Regions from separate parts of the Homo sapiens genome. Here all the other regions are linked to region 3. Evidence: chromatin loops called from intact Hi-C (ENCODE). Cell type or tissue: heart left ventricle. All regions are shown on one strand. Each heading gives the region's core, and the rest is flanking DNA. Links, peaks and the distances in the headings are about the cores only.

Region 1 (5,902 bases), core at 288-5,287, 120 kb before region 3:
TCAGAGTTTTTAGCACAGTGTCTTCTAGCACCCAACGTTTCTCTAGAGATATTACACATCATTCACATTTCTGCTTTTTGATATGTAAACTGGTTTCTCTCTCTTCATGTTTGCTCTCAGAGTCTCTCTCGACTTTTAGAATCTTTCCTTCTGTTTTGAAATTTTGTGCTGAGATTTCCTGTTGTGAAATTTTATGTTTCTGGGTGTATTTTCACATTGTACTAAACATTTTGTAAGCCTGTTCAATTTAGAAGTACATATCCTGCTTTTAGACATGTTTTTATATTATTTATTTGATAATACATACTTCCATTGTCTCTATTTGTTTCTAGAAATACTATTTGTTTCTAGAAATACTATTACACTATTGAAACAATCCTCTAATTTTCTTACCTTTTTCTCTCTAGTTTTTCATTACTTTGACTCATTCTACTTTCTAGTGGACCTCCTAAAATATTTTCTCCAACCATAATATTAAATGTTTTATTTCTACTATTTTTTCTAAATGTTTTCTTGAGTATTCAACTACAGTAACATTCCTTTGTTTCTCTTATTTCTGTAAGGATATTAATTATAATTTTTGAAGATGTATTTTTCCCTACCTGCAATGTTTCTGTTCTGAGTTTTCTTTTTTCCCTTTGTTTTAGTTATTCTCTTTCATATTTGAGGCTTTCCCATCTTGACAATCCTTGGCTTTGCCCTTGAGCTGGGCGCGGTGGCTCATGCCTGTAATCCTAGCACTTTGGGAGGCTGAGGAGGTCAGATCACCTGAGGTTGGGAGTTCAAGACCAGCCTAACCAACATGGAGAAACCCTGTCTCTCCTAAAAATACAAAATTAGCCATGCATGGTGGTACATGCCTGTAGTCCCAGCTACTCAGGAGGCTGAGGCAGGAGAAATTCTTGAACCCAGGAGGCGGAGGTTGCGGTAAGCCAAGATCATGCCATTGCACTCCAGCCTGGGCAACAAAAGCAAAACTCTGTCTCAAAACAAAAAAAAATAAAAATAAATAAATAAAAAACAAAACTGTGTTACATTCATCCTGTGAAATACTACTCAGTAATAAAAAGGAAGAATCTATTTTTTAAAAATGAGCATGGTTCTTACGTGCAAAGGTAGAACTTTCCCTCAAAAGTTTCTTTGCAAGATAATTTTAAAAAGTAAGGTTGTCATTCAAGGGAGCCAGAAATTTCAAAGTCTGAATGTCCTTTCTCCAGAAACCAATCTTCTGTCCTACTGTGAAGATGTGGTAGATATGAGAAAGCAACAGGATGAATGTTTCTGGCTCTCAGCATTCTAGAAGCTGATCATGGGAAAAGGGTGAAGATGTTTTATAATTTGCTATGCAGATATTCATTTAATCCCTTTGTTTTCAGTCCCATCTCTCAGCCTTGCACATCAATATATCCACTGTTGTCCCAGAGACTGATATATATTTGTTACATAATTTTTCCACAGTATAAACCTCTGTTCTAACAGGAGAGAAAGGAGGATACCACTTTGTGGACAGGGAAGGGTACCTGTGGACTCAGTGACTCTGTAAGCAGACTTTCACTTAACCCCACTTTCACTCCAGTGCCTCATCCTTGTCTTCCACATATGCCTCCAAATGCTGAACCTCTCAGGGCTTTGCAGAGGGGATTGATTCATTTCACATCAGTGTCTACAGCTACAGGCACTTAGTTACAACTTCTTCTAGTCTGCGAAGATAATTAACACTTGTCTCTCTACTTCCTTCTTTTAAAAATGTGTTGAATTCTCCCATCTACTGTCATCTCCTTTTCTGTTTTCTGTCCTGGTAGATTAACTTTTTTTACTCCTTTACTTTTTTTTTTTTTTAGTAGAGTTGTGTGTCTGTTTTTGTGTGTGTGTGTGTGTGTGTGTGTGTGTTTGCTCAATTTTTTGGTTTGTTTATTGATTTTAGCCTATGTCAGAATTTTAATGCCAGAAAATTCTGGTCCAAAGAAAATGTTCAAATGCTGTAATAATATTGTTTTATCAGTTAGTTGCATACATATATAAAGAAAGAAAATAGGAGGAAGGAAAGAGGGAAAATGGAAGGAAAGGAAGGAGAGGAGAGGAGAGGAGGGAGGAGGGGAGGGAAGGGGAGGAGAGAAGAGAGGAGAGGAGAGGAGGGAGGGAGGGAGGAAGGAAGGAAGGAAGGAAGGGGTAGTTTAGACTTAAGAAAGAAGATGGTTCAAGAATATTATGATGCAGACATTTAACGTAAAAACAACTCTAAGTTGTTATAAACTCTGACATTTCCACCAAAAAAAAAAAAAATCACTATGCTTTGCCCCAGAAATATACCTCCTGGCAGACAGTGTGGGAGCACTGGCTTCCTCCAACTGTCATATATTCTTTCTTCTACCAGGCATTTTTTGGTATGAAAAGAATTTTGAGAGGGGAGTGAGAAAGAGAAGGGAGAGTGTGAAAGTATCCAACTACCCTCTGTGCCCAGCAGGGCAGTAACTAAGCTCTCTGGCCAGCAGAGGGAAACTAGCACCCATAGAGAGCCCCCAACAGTGCTGCACTGAACAGAGAGTTGGACACAGTCCCTAACTTGGTGACCTTTTGAAAGAGATGTGCTCCCAAACTGCTGGCAGGCAATACCAGGCTGGCTGCAAGGAGCCTTTACTGATTTCCTAGGTTTCTCCCAGACACACTTAAAGAAGGTTATGTGTGGTGTGTGCTGAGATGGTAATAAATTAAATTATAGCGCTGGACTAGTTATCTACCATATAATGGCAGATTATTTCACTCTCTGAAGAAACAAAGACTCTGTCCTTTCTCAGCTGCCTTTGATTTTCTGAGTTGTTGTCCTAGAAATTTTTTAAGAGCATGTTTTGTTATCATCCGAAAATCTGCCATCTTGTAAACATAGCATTTCTAATAGTTGAAAACTGTTTCTTACCTTTGGTGTGCTATTTACCTTTAAATTAAAGTGTCAGGTGATAGCAGATAGAACTTCTTTCTTCCCAAGTGTCCTTGTCACTGTCCTAGTTCAAGTTCTCATCACTGCCAGTTTTCTGCAACAGCCTTCTCTCTGCCCTCAACTTTGACCTTTCTGATTCAAATCTTGGTCTATCTGACTTCAAGCTTATGCTGCTTTCATTTCACAACCTTCCCACTGACTTTTCTAGCCTGCTCATCTGATGTAATATGGGAAGGACGGCACCTCAGAATTAAACGATTTGCCATCAGTTCATGCTGTCTCTTCTCTCCCTTCTCTCTCTCTCTCGCTCTCTGTCCCTCTCTCCCAGAATTCTTCTTTCCTCCCCTGTGATATTCATGCTGATCACAGACCCTAAAAGTCAACATTCTTTATGTTTCCATGCTTAGAACCTAGTACAGTGTCTGGCACATAGTAAATGTTCCATTAAAATGTGTTAAAGCCATGAACTATTAATTCATAGAAGCCATAATTTATATAAAGTGTGCGGTTTTCTTGAATAGCTGTAGTGCCCAAAGTTTAAGAGAAAAAGTAATAATAATAACTGGGTTGACGGGATTGAGCCAGCATCTTTTTGTGCTAGGAGGATGTGTTGAAAAGATGAAGAGGAAGAGAGCTAACAGTATTGGCAAAAGATGGGTAGGTGAAATGATGGATTGTGTGATCTAGCGCAGATCTGAAAGAAAGCGAAGACTTGACATGACTCATAGATTTGAGGATGGACCAGGAGACAGAGTAAATATGGTGGGAGTGAGAGAAACTTGGAGAGAAAAGAGGCTGTAATCAGAAATATGATGTTGGAGTAAGAGGTAGAGAAGTAACAGACTAATGCAAGAAGTAAGGAATGGCCACAGATGAGGACTGAGGATTATATGAAAGGGCAAACAATTGTGAGGCATCAGAATCACAAGGTAATACTGCCAGAGTTTAGCAAAACATCCATGCTAGAAGTCACATGCCTTTGGTGACACAGCTGGTACTATTGCCAGGTGGCACATACCTTGAGCAATGAGAAGCTTTTACATGAAGGTGAAGGAGTAATAATTTGTCTCTTTACTGACAAATGGGAACTAAGCCAGGCAAAAGCAGGCAAGATTTAAACACATGATAGGACTAGAAAATGCAAAGTGCTGTAATGTAGTACAAATTATACTAAAATACTTGAAGGAACACACACACAAAAAAAATATTCAGTACAGACTGATAGATATTAGGGGCCCTTGTAAGACAGGGAACATTAAAGGGCACAAATGATCTGCTATTTTCTGTTCACTTCTTACTACCTATTAATTCAGAATGTACATATGCTTTGGGTTCTTGAAAACAGCCTTGCATGTTAGCAAAGTTAAGCTTGTGCCTCAGTAGTCTAATTTTAGAGTTGTAGAGAGGTTCACTGTCCCTTGCTGGTCTGAAATGCCTTAAGGGGCCCAACTTTGGATTAAGAAAGTCCTATTAGTGTAATTTCTGCTAAGGAGTAACATTTTAAACTCTCCTTGAGAAATGATGTACACTGGGGAATGAAGGCAGCATGTTGAGAAGCAAAAAATTAGGTTACAGGACACTTTCTGGGAGATGAAAAAATCAGATGAGGTGTGGAGAAAGAGTACAGAAGAGAGTAGGTGGAGGATTCCAAAGGCAACCCTCACTTGCCACTCAATGTCACTAAGGAACTAAGTTGCTTGTTCTTGCCTCAAGGACTTGTGCACCAAGCATGCAAGCTCAACTCCCCACTGTGAATGAAAAACTATACTTTTTCTTTGACTTGACTGTTGACTCCACTGAAATCACAGCAAAAAATATTAAACAGAAAGCAAAACAAAACTGTCTAAAGAAGTTACGTAAGGTACTTGCTGCATAGCTTGGAACATAACCTCAGAATCCTGCATTATAAAGTTCACTGTTAATTTTGAGTTTGTCCACCTTATATCCTTGCTGGGAAATGTAGCAAATAAAATGCTCTCACTCTCCACCTATCCCTTTCTTACTGTCTCCATCTCTTATGTGTCCCTGTCTCCAGTTCTTTTTCTGACTCATAATCATTCTCTCTCTCTCTCTTTCTCTCTCTCTGTCTCCCTTTCTCAAACACTTGAAATTTTAAATAAACTTCATTCAGGTAGAATTTATGTACAAAAAGATACATTCTGCTGAGTCTTTACGAATGTATACCCTTGTGTACCCCCACCGCATACAACATTTTGATCACCCCCAGAAAGTTTCATCTGCCTTCTTAGGCAATCCCCCTACCTCTGACTCCAAGTAACCACTGATATGCTGTCACTACAGATTAGATTTGTCTTTTCTATATTTTCCCATAAATGGAATCATTGAGAATGTACCCATTTGCATCTGCCATCTTACAATCAGCATAATGCATTTAAGATCCATACATGTTGTTGCATGTATTCGATTCAATTCTTTTTTGCTGAATAGTATTTCATCATATAAATATCTGGGTCATGTGGTAAGTGTATGTCTAACTTTGTAAGAAATGCCCAAACTGTTTTGCAATGATTCCACCACATTCTATTCTCACCAGCAGTATGTGAGAGTCCCATTTGTTTTACACCCTTGCCAACTCTCCACATTGTCAGTCCTTTTTAGTTTAGCCATTCTAATGGATGTGACTGGTATACCTCTAATTTTATTTACCTGATAAGTAATTATCAGGGGATATTACCAGTGCTCATTGACCACTCATTTATCTTCTTTTGTGAAGCATGTGCTCAAATTACTTGCCCATATTTATCAGATTGATTGTTGTCTTATTACAGAATTGTAAGAATTCTTTATAATAGATACAAATCCTTTTGGTTTTGATTAAATTAACAAACTTTAAAAATAACATGATTAGTATAGAACTATAAAAAAAGTAAAGTAAATATATCTAAATAAACATTGGCTTTAGAACAAAAATCCCCCATATTTTTAGCATCAATGTTTTTCTCTTAC
Region 2 (5,902 bases), core at 561-5,560, 150 kb after region 3:
ATGGCAACTCGGGAAAGACCACTGTAACCTTGAACTTTGTCAGAGGACCGAGTTTAAGACCACCAAGACATTTCACGCAGACCACCCACTGCAATTTCTTGCATAGGTCTGCTGGCCAGTCTCTTATTAATACTGCAAGGCAACCTAAACTATATTTTGTTGGGAAAGTGGAAGAGCGAAGGCAGGTGTTGAAAAGCCATGAAAAAAAGAATTAAAACAAAAATGTGCCTCAGGCTCCTTTCAGCTGGCAGCAGAATTTCCGTCATCTTTCCCTTTTGAATTTGATATTATTGCAGGAACATTACCACGGACTCAATTTTCACTTGACAGTGAAATACCAGAAGTCGTCTCGGGTCCGGAGTGCTGTCTGCATCCAGTCCCTGTTAATCTGCAGAAGGAAAGCATGGAGATGGGGTGGGTGGCCAAGCTGACACAGGCCTCTTCAGGCTGCTGGGAAAGGGTGCTCCCTGGGTGTGAGGCCCAGGAGTCCCTAGAATTGCATAGATGCAGCAGTGAGCAGCCCACCTGGGTGTGAATCATAGACTTGTTTTGAGAATTAAATGAGCAAATTTATGTAGAATGCTTAGGTCAGTGTCTGACACATACACCAGTGTTCAGTGAGTATTACCTATTGTGACTGTTTCTTCGTGGGCAAAGCAACATCATCCTTTCTCTGCAGAATTTGAAACTGATGTCAAAAGAAGAGGGAGGCAGCAGCATCACACATCAGAGGGAATTTCTTTTAGATTCATATACCGTTTTTCCATTTTCTCTTTTCAGTTTTTTTCTTTCTTATAAGAAAGACTCCAGATGTTGAATTTAAACTGGGGGATGTCTTCAATGCCATTGAATATATTGAGCGTGTAGGCAGGCAGTGGAAGGTGCTGGTTTTTTTCTTTTTTTTCCTTTTTGTTTTTTGAGATGGAGTTTTGTTCTTGTTGCCCAGGCTGGAGTGCAATGGCGTCATCTCGGCTCACTGCAACCTCCACCTCCTGGGTTCAAGCGATTCTCCTGCCTTAGCCTCCCAAGCAGCTGGGAATACTGGCATGCACCACCACACCTGGCTAATTTTGTATTTTTAGTAGAGACGGGGTTTCTCCATGTTGGTCAGGCTGGTCTCAAACTCCCGAACTCAGGTGATCTGCCCGCCTTGGCCCCCCAAAGTGCTGGGATTATAGGTGTGAACCACCACGCCTGGCGGTGCTGGCTTTCTTTGGTAAAACGGAGAAAAGCCTTGAGGGTTTAAGGAGGAGAGAGGGGAGTAAAATAGAGAAGAGGATCAGGAAAAGAAGAACAAGTTGAGGATATTTAATTATTTGAAATATTGTGAAACATGAATATTGATGAGAAGGATGAACAGGGATGACTAAGTGCAAGGCAGGGCGTGATGGCTTACCTTCCTCCAAGTCCCACCTGCTGTTGTTGACCCCATCTGGCCAGCCAGGCGTGAACCTTAGTCTAGCAACAATAGGGGCAACACAGAGTGCATCTGCTGCTCAATGCAGGGAGAGATGCACTCTTCATCTTGTACCTTCTTGCTGTCAACCCTTTCTCTTTTTTTCTTCTGCTCATTTCTTACCACTCTGTTTATGGTAACATTTGAGGGGGGAAAATACATCACCCTATGAAAGAACAGGGTGGCTGCTGACTTTGTACCAACAGCAGTGAACCAGGGCCTAGTTGTCAGCAACCAAGACCTCTGCTGACCCAGAAGCAGACAGGTGACCCTTTCACCAAAACTTCAATCATCAGTCTTCTCTTTTCTTTTTTTGAAACAGAGTCTTGCTCTGTCGCCCATGCTGGAGTGCAGTGGCGCGATCTCGGCTCACTGCAAGCTCTGCCTTCCAAGTTCACGCCATTCTCCTGCCTCAGCCTCCCGAGTAGCTGGGACTACAGGCGCCCGCCACCATGCCCGGCTAATTTTTTGTATTTTTCATAGAGACATGGTTTCACCATGTTAGCCATGATGGTCTCGATCTCCTGACCTCGTGATCCACATGCCTTGGCCTCCCAAAGTGCTGGGATTACAGGCGTGAGCCACTGCGCCCGGCTAGTTTTCTCTTTTTGTCGTGTCTACCTTCCTACTTGCCTCACACCAGTCAGTTGGCTTTCTGTGTCAAGCCTGAGGAATGAATCTCATGAAAGAGCATTGGGAGAGCGGAGATTTTGGAAATTGCTTTCAGAACACAAAATCCCACATGCGTGGGCTTGTTCCCTGCAAGCTTAATCTTGCCTGATGTATATGTGTACATGTGGAAGGCTGAAGGAAGTGCTATAAATGCCCCATTCGTAAGTATTCAGCCATCGTGTGCTGAAAGCCTGCCGTCTGCCGGACACTGAAATGTGGCCTTCACAGGCCGAGGGTCTTTAAGAAGCATGGCCGTGGGGGCTGAGAGCAGGGTGGGGTGACAGGACAGGTTACTGAGACTGAATTTTGTCTGAAGAGTAGGGAGAGCTGTAGTGGTTCCCCTTTGCTGGTTGTTGGTTTTTGTGTGCCCCCCCACCTCAAACCCCCCCACCGTAAGAGAATCAGAAGGGTCCCATCTGCCTTGCAGGGAAGGGTCATGGTTGGTGACTGGTAACATCTGGGGGAGGGGCCACTTCATTATGCCACCCAGAATATCAAAGCAGCTTAGGCGTTGGAACCCAGGGAAGGAAGAAGAGATTAAAAAAAAAAAAAAAAAGCCCCACTGCCAGTCGGGCAGCTCTCTGTCTGCTGTCTGCAGGCTGCTGCTACCCACTCGTTACAATTAAAATGAAGTGTCCGTCAGCGGCTATCTTCTCTGTGTGGCCCATATGTTTCTGAGCTGATACTGTCCGGATTATTCTGTTCGGGAAAACGATAACGGCTGTTTATAACCTTGGCAAAGACTGAGGCCTAATCAGGCTGGAGCACATTTTCACCGACTGGCTGATAACAGGCTGTTAGCAGCCTTATCGCTCGGGAGAGATAGGCCAAAATAAGCAGATCTGTGAGCACAGGAGCCCAATCGAGTGGTACACACTCTGGCCCTGGCTTTATTTTTAGATTTTCCTTTCCCGGTTGATATCGGAAGGCACAGAGGCAGGAGGTGGGGTGGATAGTAATGTGTGCCCCCTTGGGGGTCAGAGTGAGGTGGAGGGGGATGTTAATCACCATGAGAGGCAGAGGGTCAGCCCAGCTTCCAGTGCTCCGGGCTCCCTTCAAATGAGGGAAAACACGTGCAGGTCTTAGGAGACAAAGGAAGGGAAGTGACTGTTTCCTGGCCTGGTGTGTGGGCCCGTTGCCTGTTCCGTTCAGCGTCTCCGTGCAGTTGGACTTTCCACCTAGGCAGGCAGGCATAGGTGTGCGGTTCTGAAAGACTGGTCTCTTTCCACATTCTCTCCTGCTCTAGGGACTGACTTTTGCTTTCTGTCTAAATCCATTTTGCCTGGACGACGACTTCATGGCATCCCTCCAGAATGACTTGCCCTGCCCAACTCATCATCCTTACACATGCCTAGAGGCCAGATGATGGGTTAGGCTACGGGGAAAGGAGCACAGGCAAGTCTTGAGTGTGGAGATCCTTACAGTCTCCTTACATTGATTGAGGCTCAAGGAGGATGTCAGCAGAGGTCCCACCAAGTCATTCGTTAATGACTGACACTAAACCCCTGGGGAGGAGTTGTAAGTTTTCAGAGAAGTTTCTGCCTCTTGGTAAAACCTTCAAGGAAAGGCCCTTTGAACTTTTCTCTATGTAGTGATAGAGAAAAGCCAAACCTGTAACTAGCCTTTGCTTCTAGATGTAATTCTCTAAAATCTTGACCTCCAACATGGCTCTCCAACAGCTATGATAAAAGGTATGTGTAGGAGGTCAGGAACATGTGATTAAAATAAAAACAGGTAAGTTTCCAATGGTGATAGATAGACAGCAAGTGTCATAAAAAGAAGGGGAAGATTGAAGATATTGTTTGCATTAAAAAGTGGAGTCTTGTATTTTCTCCACATTCTGCATAAACCTTCCTATCTTAAAGTACATTAGGGTTTTTACTCTCTATTCTGTCTCTCTCCACCCCTCTTCTCCCCCTTCCTTCCATCCTCTCCTTGCTTTCTGTACAGCTGCCTGATTCGTGGGTCACTTTGTCTTCCTAAGACTGAAAGAATCAGGTGGTGGGAAAGAGGGGAAAGGAACCCGTGCATGGGGGAGGGGAGGCATTTTCAGGGGCACACAGATTGAAGTAGGCACAGAAGGCAGCAGAAAGCATTATTACCATTATCATGCTAATCTATTTACAAGGCCCTTTTATTCATTAATCTTTGAATAGCAGAACTGTTCATACAGCCTGAAATAAGAACCACCTGTGCCTCTAGGACCAAAAAATAAAAGTATTAAGGACAAATGATATGTCGAAGCAGGAAGGGAAAAATTAAATATAAACAAAAGGATTCAAAGCCATTTCTTCTGTCATTTAGATCGTCACATATATGATTTCACAGCTCACGTGTTGCAAAATGGCCAGCTGACTGGCAATTTAGGAGACATCATCCAAGTTCAGAGAACAGCTCTGGGGAGGGTTCCAAATGTTGTGAAATTATTAAACAGTTTGTTTTTAAAGATCCAAACTAAGGTTTTTCTACACTAATTCCTATTATTCTTTTTTGGAAGTAAGCACTGATAAGCCAAATATAAATGATTTTGGTTAATGCTCTAGATTCCCTGATTAACTCAATAAAGAAATCTTTTATATTGTCTTCACAGAATTCATAGTAATATAGAAAGCCAAAGCCGGTAGGGATCTTACATGTATGATCTAGTTCAAGCCTCTCATTGTCTATTAAACCTTTAATTAAGAGTTCTTTACATGTAGGCTAAGCCCCCGTTTGTCACATCACACATAGGTGAGTTACATTATCGTTGGAACAGTTATTCTTACAGGGAGCAATGTAGTTCTTGCAAACACTTATTACCCTGTGTTATAGATACTTAGCAGGGGCTGAAGGGAGATGTAGGGAAAGGCTGCAGCCTTCCTTATATCATTATTTTAAGATAGGAGAGATACCAATTAGAAAGTCCACTGAAGAAGATATTTAGGCCTGAGCATCTTCTAAGAACAAATGCAATAATAGCCAGTGGAATGGAATAGCTTCCATATTCCTTTAGGTGGGACTTTAAATTCTCTCAATAACAATTCATATTAAACGTCATTCCCTTTGTCAAGAGACTGAGTTCTTTAGTTCTGACCACCAAACCTTACTGTTCACAAGTGTTAGAATTATGTCGTCCTAGAGCTGGAAGAACCCACTCTGAAGACTACCCACTCATTTTGTAAAGGGTATTAGAACCCAAGAAAGGGGATGGACTTGACCAGTGAGTCTGAACCAGGACTGGAGCTAGGATATTCTACCTTCTAGCTCAGTGCTTTTGCATCTTTTTGATGACTATTTTGTGATTTAGTTCTATGATGAAGCATTCAAAATAAATCCCTTAACTGTCCATGCCACTGTTTATTCATCTGTAAAATGAAGATTGTAATTTCCCCATTGATTTTTTTTTTTTTTAAGTTCCTCAAGAGCTGGGACTGTGCCATCCATCTCAGTATTTCCCAAGGCACCTAACTCATAAAGTGCTCTACACACAGAGCTGCTCAATAAATGTTCACTATTGAATAGTTGAATGAATGAATGAATATGACTTTTAATTGGGCTTTGCAAGTGATGACTCCTTCAGAATTAAATGATTTTTCTTCTAAGTTGTGTGCACATTCTCAGCCATTCATTTGTTAAATATCTTTCAGGAGAAACAGTGAAAAATGATGATGATGTCTTTGGTAGTATATGGAAGACCTTTCGGTACTGCAGAGGTCTGATTATAATCATGGAGTTTTGTTATTGTCATTTGTTTTCTTTGTAGTTGGTTGTTCATGAAGACCTGCGAAGGCCTAG
Region 3 (5,902 bases), core at 454-5,453:
AAGTCTTTCCAGTTGGGCGCGGTGGCTCACTCCTTTAATCCCAGCACTTTGGGAGGCCAAGGCAGGTGGATCACGAGGTCAGGAGTTTGAGACCAGTCTGGCCAATACAGTGAAACCCCACCTCTACTAAAAAAAAAAAAAAAAAAAAAAAAAAAATTGCCAGGCCTGGTGGCGGGTGCCTGTAGTCCCAGCTACTTGGGAGGCTGAGGCAGGAGAATCACTTGAACCCAGAGGGTGGAGGTTGCAGTGAGCTGAGATCGCTCGACTGCACTCCAGCCTGAGTCACAGAGTGAGACTCTGTTTCAAAAAAAAAAGTCTTCCCAATCACACCTAATAACATTTCCATTGTGCCTGAAGAGATAGCCTGTACTTCCGTCAAGTTCATTAACCTAGCCCTCCAGATCCAGTTCATCCTTTAGATCCACCGCGAAGCCTTCTATTCACTCGAACTGGTTACTCCCTTCTCTCATCTCTTATAGGATGTCTAAGGGCTTGTTATCACTTCTATAGCATTTATTATGTATTGAAATATATCTGGGCAACACTCTAGAGTAATGGTTAAAAGCATAGCTATCGGGGTAAGACAGTTGCAATGATTAAATTAACAAAACACCTTGAATATAATACTTAATTATAGTATGGAGTCAATAAATATTACCTATTTTTAGTATCATTGTGTATACACATCTTATTTCCCTACTAAAATGTTCCTAGATGACAATGATCTTCTGGAATTGATGGTACCTTTTCCAGTACTTTGCCTAGAAAGATTTTATTAGGTTTGCAATTAGAATTAATTACTCACAAACTGATTTCTTATAGACTCTAGGTTGACTTCTTTTCATGCTTTAAAATGTGGTAACTTCGTCTCTGTAAGGGATATGCTAACTCTCAATCACTGTGATTGATATGTGATTTGAGTATATAGTTTTGTGCTCAACTTTTGATTAGTGTTAATTTTTAAAAAAACAGTTTAAAAATCAGGATATGTATGTGAATAAAACAATTGTTATTAAGTAATATAACATCATAATTACAATTAATACTCTGTATTGCATGCCCTCATACCAATAAGTGCCAAGTAGCTTGCTAAAAACTGCTTTGAAATGCTTGCATCAGTGCTCCTTATCTTGCCAAACTTGTTTTGCGTAATGATTGGTGAGAAGAATAACATTTTATTTGAGGATCTCGAAGCACCTGGCAAGGCTGCTTTCCATTTTGCAGATTGGTTACACTGCGCTTGCAGATTGGTTACACTGCGCTTTGCATTTCCTTTGCTATACTGCCATCCAGGAAGAGGGCTGGCTACACAATAGAATATTTTATATTACAAAATATTCTGGACATTTCCTAAGTAATTGGCCTGCTATTTTATCTTATATTCATTGTGACTGTGTACACAGTCAGATTTTTCCCTCTCACTTTGCCCAATGAAAAGATTGGAAGCAAATTTGTGTCTGTCTGGAGCTATGATACTGGACCTTAGTTATGACTTTTGTTGGCTTTTTTCTTGATCCCATTGTATTTATTTTTTATTTTTTCCTACCCATTTTCAATTGGAGTTGTCTTGTTGGAATATGTACCCTTTTAAGCACCTCAAGTTTCCTTTCAAACTGGACAGGCAATAGACACATAACTAATTTTTAACACTATTCACACATTTCTGTTAGACTGAAGCAGATTGTGCAGTGGAAATACTAGGCCTTTGGAGGGAGTCACACTTGGGTTTAAATTCCAGCTTTGACACTTAATAACTGTGGACCTTGGACAAATTATTTAACCTTTCTGAGTTCCCTCTCTGTAAAATGGAAATAATAATCCATAACTCACAAAGATGTCTTGGGGATTAAATAAAATAACTCATGCAAATTACTTGGTGCATAGTAGGCATTCAATAAATGTCAGTTCACTTCTCTTCCCAGTTAATAATGCTTATTAGACTATATTAAAAACTAGAACTAGACTGTGATAATGCATTTCTTTATTAGGTATTTAAGCCAAATAACTAATTTCCCCCGGGGGAAGAGAGAGAAATGTTGAATTAGTTTCATTTGGTGAACTTATTTATTAATCTTTCTTTTTCTTGAGCATTTTTCAGTTTCATAGTCCATAATTTAGTTTTCATGCAGCAAAAATGACACAGTTTGGTATTCTTTTCACCTTTACTGTGCTAGAATTGTTTTTTTAAATGTATCTATTATTACATCTGCCACTTATTAGAGATCTTTATTAATTATATTAACAGCTCGATTGTGTTTCATAACTACGTCGTGCTGACAAACTTGTGCTCTCAGCAGTTTCCCTGAGGTCTAAGCATTTAAAAGAATCAAGTTTTAAATGACAATGCCACAGCAAAAGAAAAGCAGGGGTGGGCGGGAAGACGCACACCGTCTGTGTTCTTTCGTGTTAATTTTATATGTTTGCATTTAAGTGGAGCCACATTTTCCTCAAGGACGCAACCTAAGTAAGGCGAGCAGGGAAAGTGGAAACTAAGTGAGCTGGAACTACAGTACCATTGCACCTTTAAGGACTGGAGACTTGCTATTAGCTCGGCCTCCTTCCCGGCCCACCTCTGAACTCTGATTGACAGGGCGCCGGGCGAGGAGGAGCTGAAGGAGGCTGGAGAGGAGGCGCCGTGAGGAAAGTAGGGGAGGAGGGGGCCGGTCCTTTATCTGGTGGCCAATCAGGGAAGCGGGGAGGAGCTCCAGGCGCCCTCCTCCCTCCTCCTCTCCCCAGCCTCCCGGCTTCCCCGCCCCCTCCCCTTCCCTTTGCCCCCTCCCCTCTCCTCCTTCTCGTCCTCCTCCTCCTTCTTCTCCTCCTCCTCCTCCTCCTCTCAGGCTGTGGTTTTTCTGTATATGTTTCTGGAGTCCTGAGCCTGAGCTAAACAAAAGCAGGAGGCTGACGGGGCTGCTGGAGTTTGCAGAGACACGGAGGAGGAGAGAGCCTGTGCTTTGCCTGCCGCCGCGGCTGGGGGAGATCTGGCTTTTGCAACAGCCCACCCCCTTTGAGATCACTCTGGCCCGGAGTGGGGGTGGGGGGCAGCGGGGGGTGGGGGGGGAAAGTTTGCATTGCAATCCCCCTGCCTTCCTCTCCTTTCTCCCGATCAATGCATATTTGCAAAAGGATTAAGCCACAGATTTAAGCGCCGGGAGCCCATTTCTGCCTTGCAAAGGAGACCGGACTGAAAAACCTAAAGCCAGCTCTGATTTCTTTTCGCCAAGTGGGAAGGTGGTTTATTTTTCTTGCTTTTTGGAGTCAACACCCTTCCCCACCAGCCCTTATCCCCACCCTCACCCCGCAACCCCTTCACGCCCCCTCCCCCTCCCCCTCCTCATCCTCCCACCATCCTCTAAAGAGGCAAAGGGATTTTTTTTTTCTTTTGGTCTTCTTTTTTCCCCCTTCCCTGTTTATCCTGAAAAGGATTTGAAGACAAGCTTGAAGGATAAAAAGCCTTGGTGCTTCCCAGGAGCCGAGCCGAGGAGCAGAAGAGGAAGAGCCGGGGGCTGCCGTAGCCTTTGGAGATGGACGAGCAGCCCAGGCTGATGCATTCCCATGCTGGGGTCGGGATGGCCGGACACCCCGGCCTGTCCCAGCACTTGCAGGATGGGGCCGGAGGGACCGAGGGGGAGGGCGGGAGGAAGCAGGACATTGGAGACATTTTACAGCAAATTATGACCATCACAGACCAGAGTTTGGATGAGGCGCAGGCCAGGTGAGATGGAGGCTTTTCTTTTCCTTTCTTGGGGTTTTTTGTTTTTCTTCCTCTTGCAGGGGGAAACAATGGGAACCGAATCACCACAGCGCTTTTTTTGAAAAATGTTATTTCTTTTCTCATTTTGACAAGCAACTACATGGCGGAGGAGTAAAATTTGAAGGAGCGTTGTTATCGAAAGTGTAATCGCCCATGCCGAGATGTGGCTGTGTACATATTTGTGTGTGTGTGTGTGAATATAGGGGTATTCATTTATATCCACACAAACACACAGGCATGCCGAAAATACTGCCAACTGATCCAAAAGCGGCCCTCGGCACTTTTTACTGCTTTAAAAAAGTATCAGAGAAAGCAGAATTGTCAAGTTTTGAACAGCATTCCATGCCTTCTTGTTGAGGGGACTCTGTAACATTACGAAATAAAATGTCCCAAGAACACTTTATTTGCAAATTTAGTTGACTCCTTACCTAATTCAGCGAGTTTGATTTTCTTTCTTGACTCTCCCGTCCAAAATTAATTTTTATCTTTTCTCCTTTCTTCCCCCCCTACCCAAAATACAAAACAACAAAAAAGCAGGGTATTTCTTTGTCAGTACTTGTCAGCTATCCAGAAAATATTTTGCATTCACTTAATTTTGTTTTTTTAAAAAGTTGATGAAAAGGTGATTTTGTTTTTAGGCATATTTGTTAGTTTTAAGAGACTCAGATTTTTAGTTTAACTTTATTGTCTCCTAATTTCAGCCGGTTTACTAACCTTCCGTGACACAGACAGCTATGTAGGGTCCTTTAAAAAGGGGTGGGGGGACAAAAATCAAGCATGCTCTTTTCCCCCATGCTTCTTTCAGGACCACTTAGAAATGAAAGCATTTATGAATTTTATATATTTCAGTACTATAGGACATGAAGGTCTTCATTAAGGAAACATAATAAACTGTGTAGCCTCTCAAGTTAATCCACTGCCAGGTATATGGTTCTCTACTTCAGGATTTTACAGTAAATTCTCTTTTAAAGTAAAACATAGACTAAGTGACAACCCGCTAACAGCTTGCCCAAGGCCGAACTCAAAAGGAAGAATTTTAAAAATCTAATGACCACATATGTCTGTACAATTACCCAGCTTTGTTATATCTCCGAAGTAGCGTTTTTCTCTTTGAAAACCCTGTAAACAAATATACGCAACTCCTATACTTCAGATGACTTGGTTATATGGAGAAGACATCATTATGTGTATTTCTGTCTACGTGAAATAAGAATCTGAGTTGAGAAAATGAGAGGAAGCAGTTAAAAACATAGATGTTATGAATTATACTCAATTTTAGCTGCAAGCACATGCAACATGTAAACTCAAAAGTACTAAGGTTTACGGGTGTTTGAAAACTTGGAAATGTTGAAAGACTCAAAGTATCCTAAGTTTTGTTTAAATAGGGGAAATTTTAAAAATTAATTGGTGCTCTCTTTGAATTTTATTATCTGAAGAAAAGCTAATAGGTATGGTAAGAGGAAGATTTCCCACTGGCAATTCTCTTTTGAATTGGAACATTTTTCTCTATTATATTGTTCTAGAAGAATACTCTCAGACATACCAATAAACTGGCTTAAAAATAAGTTTGTGAAGTGGAAGGGGCTAGTAAGAATAGATACTACTTTTTTGATGTTCAGTCTCTCTTCTTTTGTGAAACTGTGGACAAACAGGGCTTGGCGACTTCCCCCTTTCAATGGCCTAGATGCAGAGAGAGATCAGATACAATTTTGGGATGGGGAAATTTTCAGTTCTTCCTCTGTAGCTGGCTCCATTTGTGTGCTGTGGAAATACAATATTTTTATAAAGCTGTGTGAGAATTTTTGTTTGCATTTGGGCCTATATATAATAATAGAATTAATTAAAACTATTTTAAAAGACCCAGGAAAGGTCTTTAATACTTTAAAGTATTTTCCATCTTTTTTTTTTTCTACCCCACATGAGAACTTACTAAAATCAACGCTAAGCTTTCTTTTTGGATAAACAATGTAACTCCACTTAGTAGATAGTATGTCCTTTTTTCCTTTTTCTAGTCACACCTTTATAATGTGTATTTATTATTTACAAAAGTAAACCATTAATATTTTAGATATAATGTATGTGTTCATTTTGATAGTCCTGAATTTTGACTTTATTACTCCCCTGCTGTACAGTACATAGGGCATGTTTCTG
Region 4 (5,902 bases), core at 350-5,349, 150 kb after region 3:
TTTACCCTTCCACATCAGAGCTTTCATATTGGAGTTGACTCTTCATTTTGAGTTGACCAAGGTGGGCTTCAGTGTGAGTGAGTGTGTGCACTTGTACAGATACACCATAATCTAAGAATCACCCTACCCCCATGAACAGGGTGTCACGCATGTGCTTGACTGTGTGCTTCTACAGTGGCAGGTAGAGTGAATGCAGTGCAGGAAATATCAGCCCTTTTCTAAAGCACTATGAAAATGAAAGGGGGAGGTGGTTGGGGGATGGAGAGGACAGAGGGGGAAATCACTTCTTTGTCTAAAAGGGAAATGCCAGGACCGTCCCTTCAGGTCTGTTAAGTGTCTATAGGATGAGGAGGAAAATTCTTCTTCTCGTTGACATTGTGTAGGTCTGTGTGTATCTGCATATGCCTATATTCATTATGACTCATCATCTTACTCTCATGGTCTTTTGGAGATACTTTGTCTATTCTGGAGTGCAGAGGTAATTAACTTATGGTGCCAGCTCCACTGATATCCAACCATATATATCTTTGGATTTTTGAAAACCTGATGTTTGCAAATGTCTATTATTAAAAAAAAAGAGAGAGACAAGGTCTCACTATGTTGTCAGGCAAGAGTGCTGTAGCTATTCACAGGCTCGATCCCACCATTGGTCAACACAGACTGCTCTGTGTCTGACCTGGGCTGGTTCACCCCTCCTTAGGCAACCTAGTGGTTCTCTGCTCCCAAGAGGTGATCATATTGACATCAAACTGAGTGTGGACACCCAATTGGCATAGCGCACTACAGCCCAGAATTCTTGGGCTGGAGTGATCCTGCTGCCTCAGCATCCCAAGTAGATGGGACCATAGGTGTATACCTCCATGCTGGGCTACAAAAATCTGTTCTTATCTTCTGTGCCTTTTTCTTGTTATTCTAAAAGGTGGAAAGCCGAGCAACTTCAGGATGGTGCTGTAGCATTGTGAGTGAGAGGAGAATATATTTAGTTCATATGGCTGCCTTATGTGTAATGGATTACTGGGTATAGGTCCATGTATTGTTGATCTGTGGCATGACAGGCCTGGCAGAGGGACACAAACACATATGTACAAAATGGCTCCCTGCTCATTACCACGAGCCTGAACTCATTTCAGCTGAGACGACCAGTTAGCCAACAGCCCAGGCGTACATGTGACAGCTTGGGTGTCTGCCCCTGCTGGTCATAGCTACCGCTTCCGTCACTGGCTGTTAATCAGAATATGAGAAACTCTGGCCATTTCTACTGGCTGGACTCCGTGTGCTGCCTGAATCCAGGTGCATGCAGAGATGTTCTCAGATCTAAGAGAGGTCAGGAAGGGAAAGGGATGATTCCTCCTCCTACCTTTTCCTAAGTCCCTTCTCCACACATCCAATTGCACCCATGAGAACCGAACCACCATGTTGAATGGGGTCTGGCATTCAGAGCAACTTCCCTACAAATCTCTTTTTATTGGCATTTCCTCCAATTTAACCAGCCCTGAATTGCATTTGAATCAGATGAGAGAAAGAGAGGGAAGGAGAAGGGAGGAGGTCCCTCCCTCTCTTGGAAAAGCAGCTCACAACCAGCTTTATTTGGTAAAATGCTGCAATAGATGCTTGTCAGAAATAATTTATTCCTGTTAGCTGTAATCTGAAGGAAAACAGATACAAGTCCTATAGTTAAAAAAAAAGTAAAGTAGTCTTGCTTTCGCTGACAGTACAAAGGTGTCATATACAAGAAGGATTGACACAGACCAAGGGGTCTTGTGGGAAATATGATAATAACTATAAAGAAGACAGATTATTCCCCAGTTGCCAACATTCAAACCTTTTTACAGTCAGTTCAAACATATAAAACTTTATTGCTCTAGCAGAAAGGGGAACAATTTCTGGTTGCACAGCTTTCCCAGGGCTGGGTTTATACTGTCTGTGTTATTGCTCTATAGTGGCATTTTAAAGTTTATTGAACAAGACTTTTACAATTGAAGGAAGTATATAAAACTGTAAATTTATTAGATTTTTCAGGATAAGTGCCCTTTGTAGTTGTGCTCAAGAATTCGGAGCTATGAGAAACTGCTAGTTACAAGACTTATTAATATTAAAGACTGAGAGTACGCACATTTTATACCTTAACTGATCTCAAAAATAATATTATTATATTACTGAATGTCAGAGCTCTGATACTATAGAATTGGATGGATACACACACATAGGACTCTATGTACCAGATGTGTTTATTTTTCACTGGCTAAAAAGTTAGCTTTCGTTATATCTTACTTTATTTGCTTTTAACACAGTTGGTCAGGGTATTCCTCTGTTCATTGAAGGATGTCTCAGGTAGATGTTTTTTCCTAAAATCCTTGCTGATTTTCCAGCATTTCTCAGTGTGTGGGTATAATGCAAGTACAAGTGTTAGGTTTTAAGAGCATATTTTATGGTGAAGTAATATATTGTTGCATTCACAAAAGCAACTATAACTTTGATAATCAAAATACTACCAAAAGGAGTTCTTGTTTTCCCCAACTTCTCATTTTTCATTTCTTAAAGGTTTTGAGGGAAATCATTTGAGAAATTTTGTAACATTTGTGATAATCTATAAAAAGGTTTCTCAACCTCAGCACTATTGACTTTTTGAGGCCAGATGATCCTTCATTATGGGGGCTGCCCTGTGTACCGTAAGCTGTTTAGCTGCATTCCTGGCTTCCACCCATAGATGCCAGCAGCATCCCCACTCCCCCATTGTGAGAACCAAAAATGTCTCCAGACATTGCCAGATGTCTCCTGGGAGGCAAAATTATACCCAGTTGAGAACCATTCATCTATACAGTATTATAATATGTCTGGGGAAAATACATTTTACTGTAAATAAATAATATAGGTTGTGTTTGGTAATTAAAAAATATATTGTTACTAAACAAGATGAATTACAGGATTATTTACTTGCAGAAATATCTGACTGTTGACTGCTTTTAAATAAGGTGTTTCCCCCAAAGAATGTAACATAGCTCAATCTTTAAAATTTTTCATATAAATTTTGGGGATCATATCACTATGTGGAAGGAGATGCCTTGCTTGCTTACTTAAGCCTCAGGACATGTGTTTATGGATATAATCACTTATGAAACCAGACCTCATATTCTTTTTATATTATGTTATGATTAGCCACTGATATGTGTTTGCCTTTTTGATTTTTCACATGCATATGCAGAAACATGTATATGTATATATTATGTGACTAACACAGTGAAGGATATGAAAAGTATGAAGACAATTTTGATTATAATTTTCTCATTTGACAAGTTCAATTTTGAGGTACCATCAACTTGCCTTTAATTTTCAATTTGTATTCTAGAATTCCTTAACCTCTTCAGAAGGTTTTCATGGTAGATACATTTAAAACATTCAAATAAGTTGTTTATAGCACCTGTTCACCTTCATGCTGCCTGATGTTATTCAAGTACCTATGTGTGAATGGCACTTTGATCTGGAATTCTGTGTTAATTTGTCTAGTGGCCATAGCATTTACAGAAATAAGCTAAAATGTTTTCAAAAGGACTTAAATTGTAATTGGCCTTTTGGTTTTTGATTGCTGAGTTTTGGAATTCTATGGTTGATATAAAAAAAATCTAGACACTTGTGACTTACTAAGGAGTATCTTGAAAATGTCTCAATTCTGTTATTCAGTGGAACTACCATTCTCTTTTGCCCCTATGACCTCTGATGGCTGAGCGGTGTTAGCCATATACTGTGTGTCTTTTCACCTCTTCTTGCCATCTCTGTGGGTCACTGGGCTCCTCTGGAAACTTCTGTAGGCAGGGCAGAGGTTTCCTTTTGTGTTTCCTTTTAGACCATGCCTTAAGAAGTATGGTGTGACTTCCTTTATTCACTAAATGTCTTTCTGATAAGCTGTGCATGAATTATATGATTGGAAAGCAAATCATATTAGAATCCACTAGTGGAGTCTGGCTAGGATATCCATTGTAATCCTCCTAGTAAGTCATAAGATCTATTCACAATCACCCCTTTAGTTATGCACGGTTTCCTTAAATCATAATATATCTTGTTAGAGTTTTTAAACTACTAATGTCCATTCTAGTATGGTGATATGTATGATAGCTGTGTCCTGCCTGGATTCATGCAGTCACATATATATGATATACCTTTTTTTGAACATATGACAATATGCATAGCCCCTATTTGGTGAACTGTCTTCTCTACAAATTATAGCCTTGGTGCTTTACAAGGTTAAATAACACAGTCTCTAATTTAAGTAACAGTGAGAACCAGGAAGATTTAAACAGTCTGAGTCAGGCACACATAACCCTACCCTCAAAAGCACTCATAGCTAAGTGGGGGAATCTTGCTGAAGTCTTGTTAACTTCCTGGGTTTCAAAGTCCCACTTCCAGGTACCATGGATGAGGCAGCAGGCATGCAATTACAGAAAAATAAACCTTTAGTCAAACAAAAGAAGCCACTGAAAGAACTGAAAACCCCTTCCTAGTCCCAGCTAAATTCCCAGGGAAGATTTAGGACCTGTGTTTGTCCTGAGTTAGTGGATGGTCTTGGCCAGTTTGCCATCTGTAGTGGTGAGTTGAAAGGGACTGTGGGCTCTGGAGGCTGAAAGGGAGTGAGCAGGAACAACATGAAACAGCAAATGTCAGGGAAGTCAGTAAGCCCTGAATCTTTTATGAGACCTTGGATATTCTGATCACAGCTCCGCTGGCATCGAGATTGGAATACAGATTATGGGAGGGAGCGTCTGTGACATGAAGCCCTGGCTTAAATCTTCCCAAGGTTTTAACGTGCCTTACCATATGAATATTTTGTTATTTTATTTGGCAGTATTTCCACAGGAGGCCAGGAAGGAGAGCACTGAGTAAGCCAGGGGTAGGGCAAATCTAGAGATGGGAGAGATTAGAACAGTATTGTGGCTAATGAGACTAACACCACTGAGGTGTGTGTGTGTGTGTGTGTGTGTGAGAGAGAGAGAGAGAGAGAGAGAGAGAGAGAGAGAGAAAGTGCTGAATCCCCTGTAATCCTGTCTCATACAAGGCCCTGGTGCTAAAACCACTGTAACTGTTTATGAATTCACTCCAGCTACATAGTGAGAGGAAGGAAAGAGAATAAGAAGAACCCAATGCTGGAATGAATTTATGCTTAAGAGCTTGTCTCGGGAATGCAGCTGGGTTTAAGAGTCGCCAAGCCAAGACACCCTTTTTGGGAAAAGGGAAAAGAAAAGGAAAGGAAGATAAAAACCCAGGAGACTGGAGGGACAGTGGGAGGAAGAGGAAAGAAAACGTGCTGCTCCCAGATGGGGAAGCCTTGTCTGAGTGAAATGGCATTATAGGTTGTCTGGGTGTTAGCCCCTTAAAGTGGTTTAATTTCCCACTAAATAGAGATCACTGTGAGGACTAAGAACCAAGCAAATGCTTTCGATTGCGCTATCTTGATTAGAAGCCCTGCATTAAGGCAAGAGCATTGGCAGAGCCCGAGAGAGCTGAGGCACCCTGAGGCATGCAGCAAGGTCCATGGCAGGCTAGACTTCAAGTGGCTTTGCCGGAGCATGACTTACAGCAGATTTGATGGCCTGGATTTTGCTTTTCCACACCTGTCCCCATCTGGTAGGCCATGCTGTCTCGTAGCCAACCTGCAAGTCAGTTAGGTGAGGCCGAGTGACCTCAGCCTGATGCAGGCCACAGAAGCAGAGCGAGGCAGAGTGACTAAGTGACTGCTGGAATCCTAGTAAAGCAGGGATAGGAACCAGAGTTCCTGGACTGCACGCAGCCTTTTCTTTGGTAAGAGAGGTTGACTACTGTAGTAGCTGTGTAAGGGGCAGATAGAGATGAGTGAGAGATGGTCATTCCTAAGTAAGAAATATTTATCAGATGACTGTTATGTGTCAGGAGC
Region 5 (5,902 bases), core at 242-5,241, 360 kb after region 3:
ATGGACCTTCTATGTGATTGCCATTGTTCTTTGTAGGTTTTTATTTTTGTATTTTTCTAATTTTTTTCCAATAAAAGAAGTAACCTTAATAATAAAAAAAACATTATTTAGCAAGTAATTTACTAAGAGCCAGTGTTGCAGGACACCTGTATGAGCCCGCTTGCATGGTGAGTATATCCCAGCAAGGAGTCCCATTGGGTGTCCTTGTGCACAATCCCAAGAAAAGACCAAGATGGCCAACATAATTTTACACTTGGACTGAAAAACAACAGTATAAAAGACAGACTTGGCAGGGTGTGTATTTTCTATGGTTTGCTGAGTTCAATCTTCATATCGTCTCTCCTAACTATGCAGTGAATGAATTCGTAGTCGTCCATGCTCCATGGCTCACCACCCGCAGGCACTCACCTGAAAGCAGGCAGAGGACAGCCTCTCACCTTCAGCAGCAATGGGCTCCTCTCTGCGTGGTTGCTGATGCTGTTCCTGGGTGGAGGGGCTGGTAGTGTGTGGGTGAATAGGCATGGAGGCTGAGGCTCTGGGAAACAAAGGGCTGAGCCCATAGGCTTGGACTGAATCTTGCCCATTTGTCAAGCGCTGGCTATGGGAGGCACTCGGGGTGATGATTCCTGCCAAGGCTGGGGCTGGCAGCTGAGCGCTTCGCAGAGCCTGCCTGTCAGTCACTGCTTACGCTCATCCCTTAATGGCTCTTCCCTTGTCATTTGCCTGGTGTCGCTTTTATCTTAAGTGAATTTAACAATGGTGAAAGGTGCCAGTCTGAGATCCCCAGAGAGGAGCTTTGCCGGAAGAGCAGTTAGAATGAAAGTTGCCTCCATCAAATTGCCTCCGCTGCCCCATCTCAGGAATAAGTAACCCCACGGCTGCAGGGGTACCCCGGAGGCCTGGCCAAGCCAGCCGAGCTCTTCCCACAGCTCAGCAGGCAGCCTTAAGGGAAGCCAGCTGCATGCAGGTCTGCAAAACTGGAGACATCTTGCAATTGCTTTTTTCTTAATTTCCACACCCAGAAGTATTTCAGGAGGAATTTAATCTCTATGTTTCTGGTTCATTTACAATAAACTTGTCACAGGATTCTTTCCAAAGAGCCATTTGGTGCCCAAGAGGACTTGTGAGCTTTTTAAACATATATCCATCTTAAAAAAAAAATCTTGAACTAACCAGGTTCAAAGCAATGTCTGAGCCACACATGAATAAGAGATGGTTTTAAATTTCAAATCCCGTTAAATTCCTAAGAGTGGTTTTGTGAGGCAGCCCATCTCACAAATCAATCAATGGCAGGTGAAAGCAAGTATCAGTTTACTGTCCCTGGGTTGGGAGTTGAAGTTAGGGTGTGAGATGGGTGAGCAGGAGAAGTAAGAATAGAGGAAGCAAGAAAATAGACTAGCCGAAGGCATAGTAACTCCAGTTACTACTTCCTACCTCTTACTATATACTAGGTACTATGCTAAGTTCTTACAACACTGTAGCAATTTTCAGATTACCAAGAAACTTTCCCTGTTTTATACATGAATAAACTTAAGTTTAGAAGTTAAGTAAGTTACTCAGTTCACGCAGCTAGTAACTGATGTATCCAGACTGAATTCAGCTCCTTCTGAATGCAAATCAGCAACATTGAAATGAGTGGGGAAAATGGAGGAAAGAAGAAGAAGCTCAGCCAGTTCTGGGTTCCACCCTTTGCCACCGCCCATCAGGGTTCTATAATGCCAGAGCCTCTTTTTCTGTTTCCATCCTCATCACCTCAGAAAGCATGGTGGGATGGAGGGCGAGTCTGGCTGATTCCAAGACATCTCATTGTGCAGACTACAGTTGCTCCATTTGAAGAGCTTGCTTTCATTGCAATTGCTGGACATCACCTCCTATTCACCTAGCAAATTAAGCTTGAGGTACAGCTAGGAAGAACTGAGCTCTGGCTTCTTGACCTTTGAGTGAAACCTGACTTTACTTCTGAAGGAAACTGGAGGCAAATGATTTCCTAGGCACTGAGGTCAGTTATTTCTGTGGACCTTGTATTTATTCATATTTATTTATTTTTTGTTTATTTATTTTTTGAGACAGAGTCTCACTCTGTCACCCAGGCTGGAGTTCAGCGGTGTGATCTCCACTCACTGCAGCCTCCACCTCCCGAGTTCGAGCAATTCTCTTGCCTCAGCCTTTGGAGGAGTAGCTGGGATTAGAAGTGTGAGCCACCATGCCCAGCTAATTTTTTTTTTTAAATATTTTTAGTAAAGACGAGGTTTCACCATGTTGGCCAGGCTGGTCTCGAACTCCTGACCTCAAGTGATCTGCCCACCTCAGCCTCCCAAAATGTTGGCATTACAGGCATGAGCCACCATGCCCAGCCAATTTTTAAGACAAAATTTATTTGTATGTTCTGAAGATTTAAAAAAGAAACAGGGGTGTGTGTGTGTGTCTGTGTGTGTGTGTGTAAGATATCTGTGAGAACAGAGGACAGTTTTCTGCTCTACCAAGACCTGAGTTTGCTTATCACAGTTGCACAACAGTTTATTTGAGGCCTTACTTCCCTTGCTATGTAGTTCATGAAGTGCTGAGGACCTCTGATGGTAGGACTGTTGTATTTGACATTATGTATGCCACACGGAGAAACAAACTATCAGATGCATTTATTTTGATTGTCTTTTTATCTGGCACCACTGCCTTCTGTGCAGTTTATAAACATGAGCATAGATCTCTCCAAGCATGAAGGCCACTTGCAGGCTGCCCAGTGCTTATTTCTCATCTATTTAAATATGGATGGACACTGTGCTCATCCTTTTCTTTAATTAAGGGCTTTCCATTGAATCAGTAAGTGTAAAACTCCCAAAAGAGAGGATGAAAAGCGCTCATATGAAAGCAACCCACTGAATAGGATATGAGAGGACCTTGGCCACAAGGCCTGCCACTGTAGAAGGAAGTAGCTCATAGGTCCAGGCCTGAGCAAAGAGAAGCTTGAGGTGATGAGAAAATGTGAAATGAAGCCCAAGACAGGGGCTTTCCCTGGGTCTCCAAGGTTTATAAATACTTCTGGATGCAAAGGCATGGAAGATGACATACCTCTATCCACGCTCAGGAGATGATGTTGGTAACAGATGTAAAAAGGATTGGAGAACTATAAGGAGAGGGGAAAATGCCAATTTCAAGAGGCAGCAGCTCCTTGAAACACCTGGGATAGCCGAGTCCAGACTTGATTGGTCTCCCTCTACTGTCAGCTCCTCTGGCAACCATGGTCGACCCCATAAAAGGCAGTACTTCACCACAATCAGGTTAGTATTGACTTTTCCGGCTTCATGTAACCCTGTGTTTCCACATATCATTCCCTTCTCGAAACCTCCAAAGGTTTCCCCTTACCTGCACAATGAGCTCCAAACTCATTTCCTCAGCCTCAAAACTCTTTGCCACTTTTACTTTCAATATTTCCTCAACAATGTGCACAATGAATGCTTTACCCTATTAAACCTGATCCATTTGTCACTTAGGAGACCCTCTGTCCCAGTTTTCCCAGAACACGGGATTGTTGATGCTAGAACCAGGAAGTCCAAGGCAAACTGGGATGAGGAGGTTGCCTATCTAAGCCACCCCTGGATGAACACATTTGAATTGCTCTGCTTCCATACCTCTCATGCTTCTCCCCAGCTTAGAATGCCACCTGGTATTTTCTCTACCTGTTAGAATTTATTCATCTGCTAAGGTCCACATCAAATTCTATCTCCGGGGGGAAGCTTTTGCAGATCCCCCACCGTGACAATCCATTTCTCTTTCCTTGGAGATCCCAGTAGCTCTGGTTGTCTGGGGGACTGTAAGAGGAAGGAATTGAGTAGAGTGGTTGGGAACATGAATTTAGGAGGTAGACAGATGTGAGTCTGAAATGTGATTGTGATCATTGCTGATTGAATGCAAGTCATTTAGCCTCTCTGTGCCTGGACTTTCTCGTGGTTAATTGTGGTGGGACATGTAACTATAATACCTAGCTTTTTGGGAGGTTGTGAAGATGAAATGAAATCATATATATAGCACCTGCCTCATGTGGCATATTGATATATACAATGTTACTGTTCTTTGGTTCCTTTATTCAGTGAATATTTGTTGAGTGCCTTATATATGCTGGGCCCTGTTCCATGAAACTGAATCAAACAGATTAAAAAAAAATGCCCTCAAGGAGCTTAGATACTAGTGGGGAGTGGGGGAGACATAAATGTAAACTATAAACTGTGGCAGATGGTGATAAATGCTAGAAAAATAAAGCAGCAAAAGGGAGATAGTGAAGGTTTTATATAAGGTAGAGAGAGAGAGAGCCTTAAGCAAAGACCTAACAAACGTGAGGGGTTGAGCCATGTGGATATCTTGAGCAAATAGGCTTCCAGGTAGAAGGGACAACAAGCACAAGGTACTGAGAAAGACTGTGCTGGAGATTTTGGGATAATATGACTGGAGCAGAAGGAAAAAGAAATGTGGTAGGGAATGAAATCAGAGGTAGTAGGAAGGGCAGTCCATGGAGGACTGTGGAGGTAACCAAAGTACTGTGGCTTATTCCTTGCACAAGAAAGCATGACCCTGAAAGTGTTTTGGACAGAGAAATCCCATTTTCCGACTCCTCATTTTAAGAGTCGTTCTTACACTGGGTTGAGGATAGACTATAATTGCGGGCAAAGGCAGAAACAGGAAGACCTGTCAGGAGACTGTTGTTGTAAAACTGGGTGAGAGAGGAAGATGACTTAGGCAAGGGTGCAAGAAGTGAAGGTTATGAGAGTGGTTAGATTTTGGCTCTTTTGGGGGGTAAATCTTGGCTTTTTTTGGAGGTAGATTCAACAGGACTTACTAACAGAGAGTAGCCTGACTCCACTCAGGAATGACTCAAAGGCTTCTCTAAAGAAGGATAGCATCACTTGTCAACTGAGATGAAGACTGGGGATGTGCAGGCCGGAAAAGAGTTTAGCTTTGGAGATGTTACGTGCGTGATTTCTTTTAAACATCCATATGGAGTTGTTGAACCATGTTAACCAGGCAAATCTTCCTTTAAAAAAATAAATCTCAGGCTTATTTAGTAGTTCAAGAGGAGGGCAGAGATTAGTGGGGGATAACTAAAGCCCTTCCCTGAGACCTCCCCTAGGTACTACTACCACTACTCAACCAGAAGCTCAGATTCACCATCTTATCCTTTTTTTCTGAATCTCCCTCAGTTCTTAGAACAGGACTGGGCCCAATAAATTTCTGATTTGTATTGTCTAGTGACAACAGAACTGTAGAGCAGGAACTTTGGGTTTCAGGAGCTCTTTTAAAACAGAACCTTTGTGCTTCTAAGGCCTTTTCATAAAAGAACCCTGCCCTCCACGTGGAAGCTTTCTGAAGGCACCCAGCATATTCCATAGTCCTGCGTGAACCTTAGTGAACACTCAGGTAGGCAATGCTTGGTGGCAGACAACTTCACTCTTCCAGGTTCCCCAGAAACAAGAGAATAAAAGGCAGAAGATGAATGGCCTTTGCCTCTGAAACAGCTGCTACTGCTCCCACAACTGCATGGCCAGTTGATTTAGAGATTTGTGAAGAGAGCCTCTGAGCCCCTCACTTCTGCCAAGTGAATTGCCAGGAGCATCCCATGGCAGGAGTTATCGTTCTACTCCAGGTGCTGCAGGACAAATGCCCTGGAGTTGGAAGATGAAATACCCTTGCTCCTAGAGGAAGCTGCAGGCACGACCTGGGCACACATGTGAAGATGAAGGTTATCCTGCCCTGAATAGCCAGCAACTTGGAGCTAAGTCAATAACACTCATCAAAGACTAATTCCAGAGGGAGGCACCTAGGACTTGCTGTTGCTGAAAGACTGATAATATTGCTAACTCTCCCTCATTTATGTCAATGAGGTGGAGGTGGGCACCATGGAATAGTTGCTCCA

The links. A loop is a pair of places that touch in the nucleus more often than their neighbours do. Peaks named below come from ENCODE experiments on the same cell type or tissue, not always from the same donor. Only the 100,000 strongest peaks of a DNase experiment are listed, where the experiment ranks them.
Region 1: it touches region 3 in a loop (2.5-fold over the local background); 5 of 110 quality-filtered maps call a loop at or near these places.
Region 2: it touches region 3 in a loop (2.7-fold over the local background); 17 of 110 quality-filtered maps call a loop at or near these places.
Region 4: a loop joins it to region 3, with 2.1 times the contacts of the local background. A loop is called at or near these places in 16 of 110 quality-filtered maps.
Region 5: it touches region 3 in a loop (4-fold over the local background); 5 of 110 quality-filtered maps call a loop at or near these places.

What each region holds. Positions count from the first base shown.
Region 1 is chr1:164,437,909-164,443,810 of GRCh38, forward strand. No RefSeq gene overlaps it. Among named protein-coding and RNA genes, the nearest start is that of PBX1, 120 kb to the right of the region's middle. In heart left ventricle, for the core only: a CTCF peak has its summit at 2,488 (motif pointing right); no DNase peak of the experiment used is centred there.
Region 2 is chr1:164,709,511-164,715,412 of GRCh38, forward strand. All of the region lies in intron 2 of PBX1 (PBX homeobox 1), which reads left to right. Among named protein-coding and RNA genes, the nearest start is that of PBX1-AS1, 62 kb to the right of the region's middle. In heart left ventricle, for the core only: no CTCF peak of the experiment used is centred there; a DNase peak (open chromatin) is centred at 3,251; H3K27ac peaks cover 2,135 bases.
Region 3 is chr1:164,556,302-164,562,203 of GRCh38, forward strand. PBX1 (PBX homeobox 1) reads left to right here and starts at 2,883. Exons shown (of 9, transcript NM_002585.4): 1 at 2,883-3,712. The coding sequence starts at 3,522. RefSeq lists an enhancer at 2,465-2,964. In heart left ventricle, for the core only: no CTCF peak of the experiment used is centred there; DNase peaks (open chromatin) are centred at 2,630 and 3,560; H3K4me3 peaks cover 3,621 bases; H3K27ac peaks cover 3,337 bases.
Region 4 is chr1:164,702,446-164,708,347 of GRCh38, forward strand. All of the region lies in intron 2 of PBX1 (PBX homeobox 1), which reads left to right. Among named protein-coding and RNA genes, the nearest start is that of PBX1-AS1, 69 kb to the right of the region's middle. In heart left ventricle, for the core only: a CTCF peak has its summit at 2,677; no DNase peak of the experiment used is centred there; H3K27ac peaks cover 1,288 bases.
Region 5 is chr1:164,911,868-164,917,769 of GRCh38, forward strand. It overlaps LOC107985451 (a long non-coding RNA gene), which reads right to left and starts at 508. Exons shown (of 3, transcript XR_001737807.2): 1 at 409-508. RefSeq lists a silencer at 2,365-2,659. In heart left ventricle, for the core only: a CTCF peak has its summit at 2,565; a DNase peak (open chromatin) is centred at 624; H3K4me3 peaks cover 268 bases.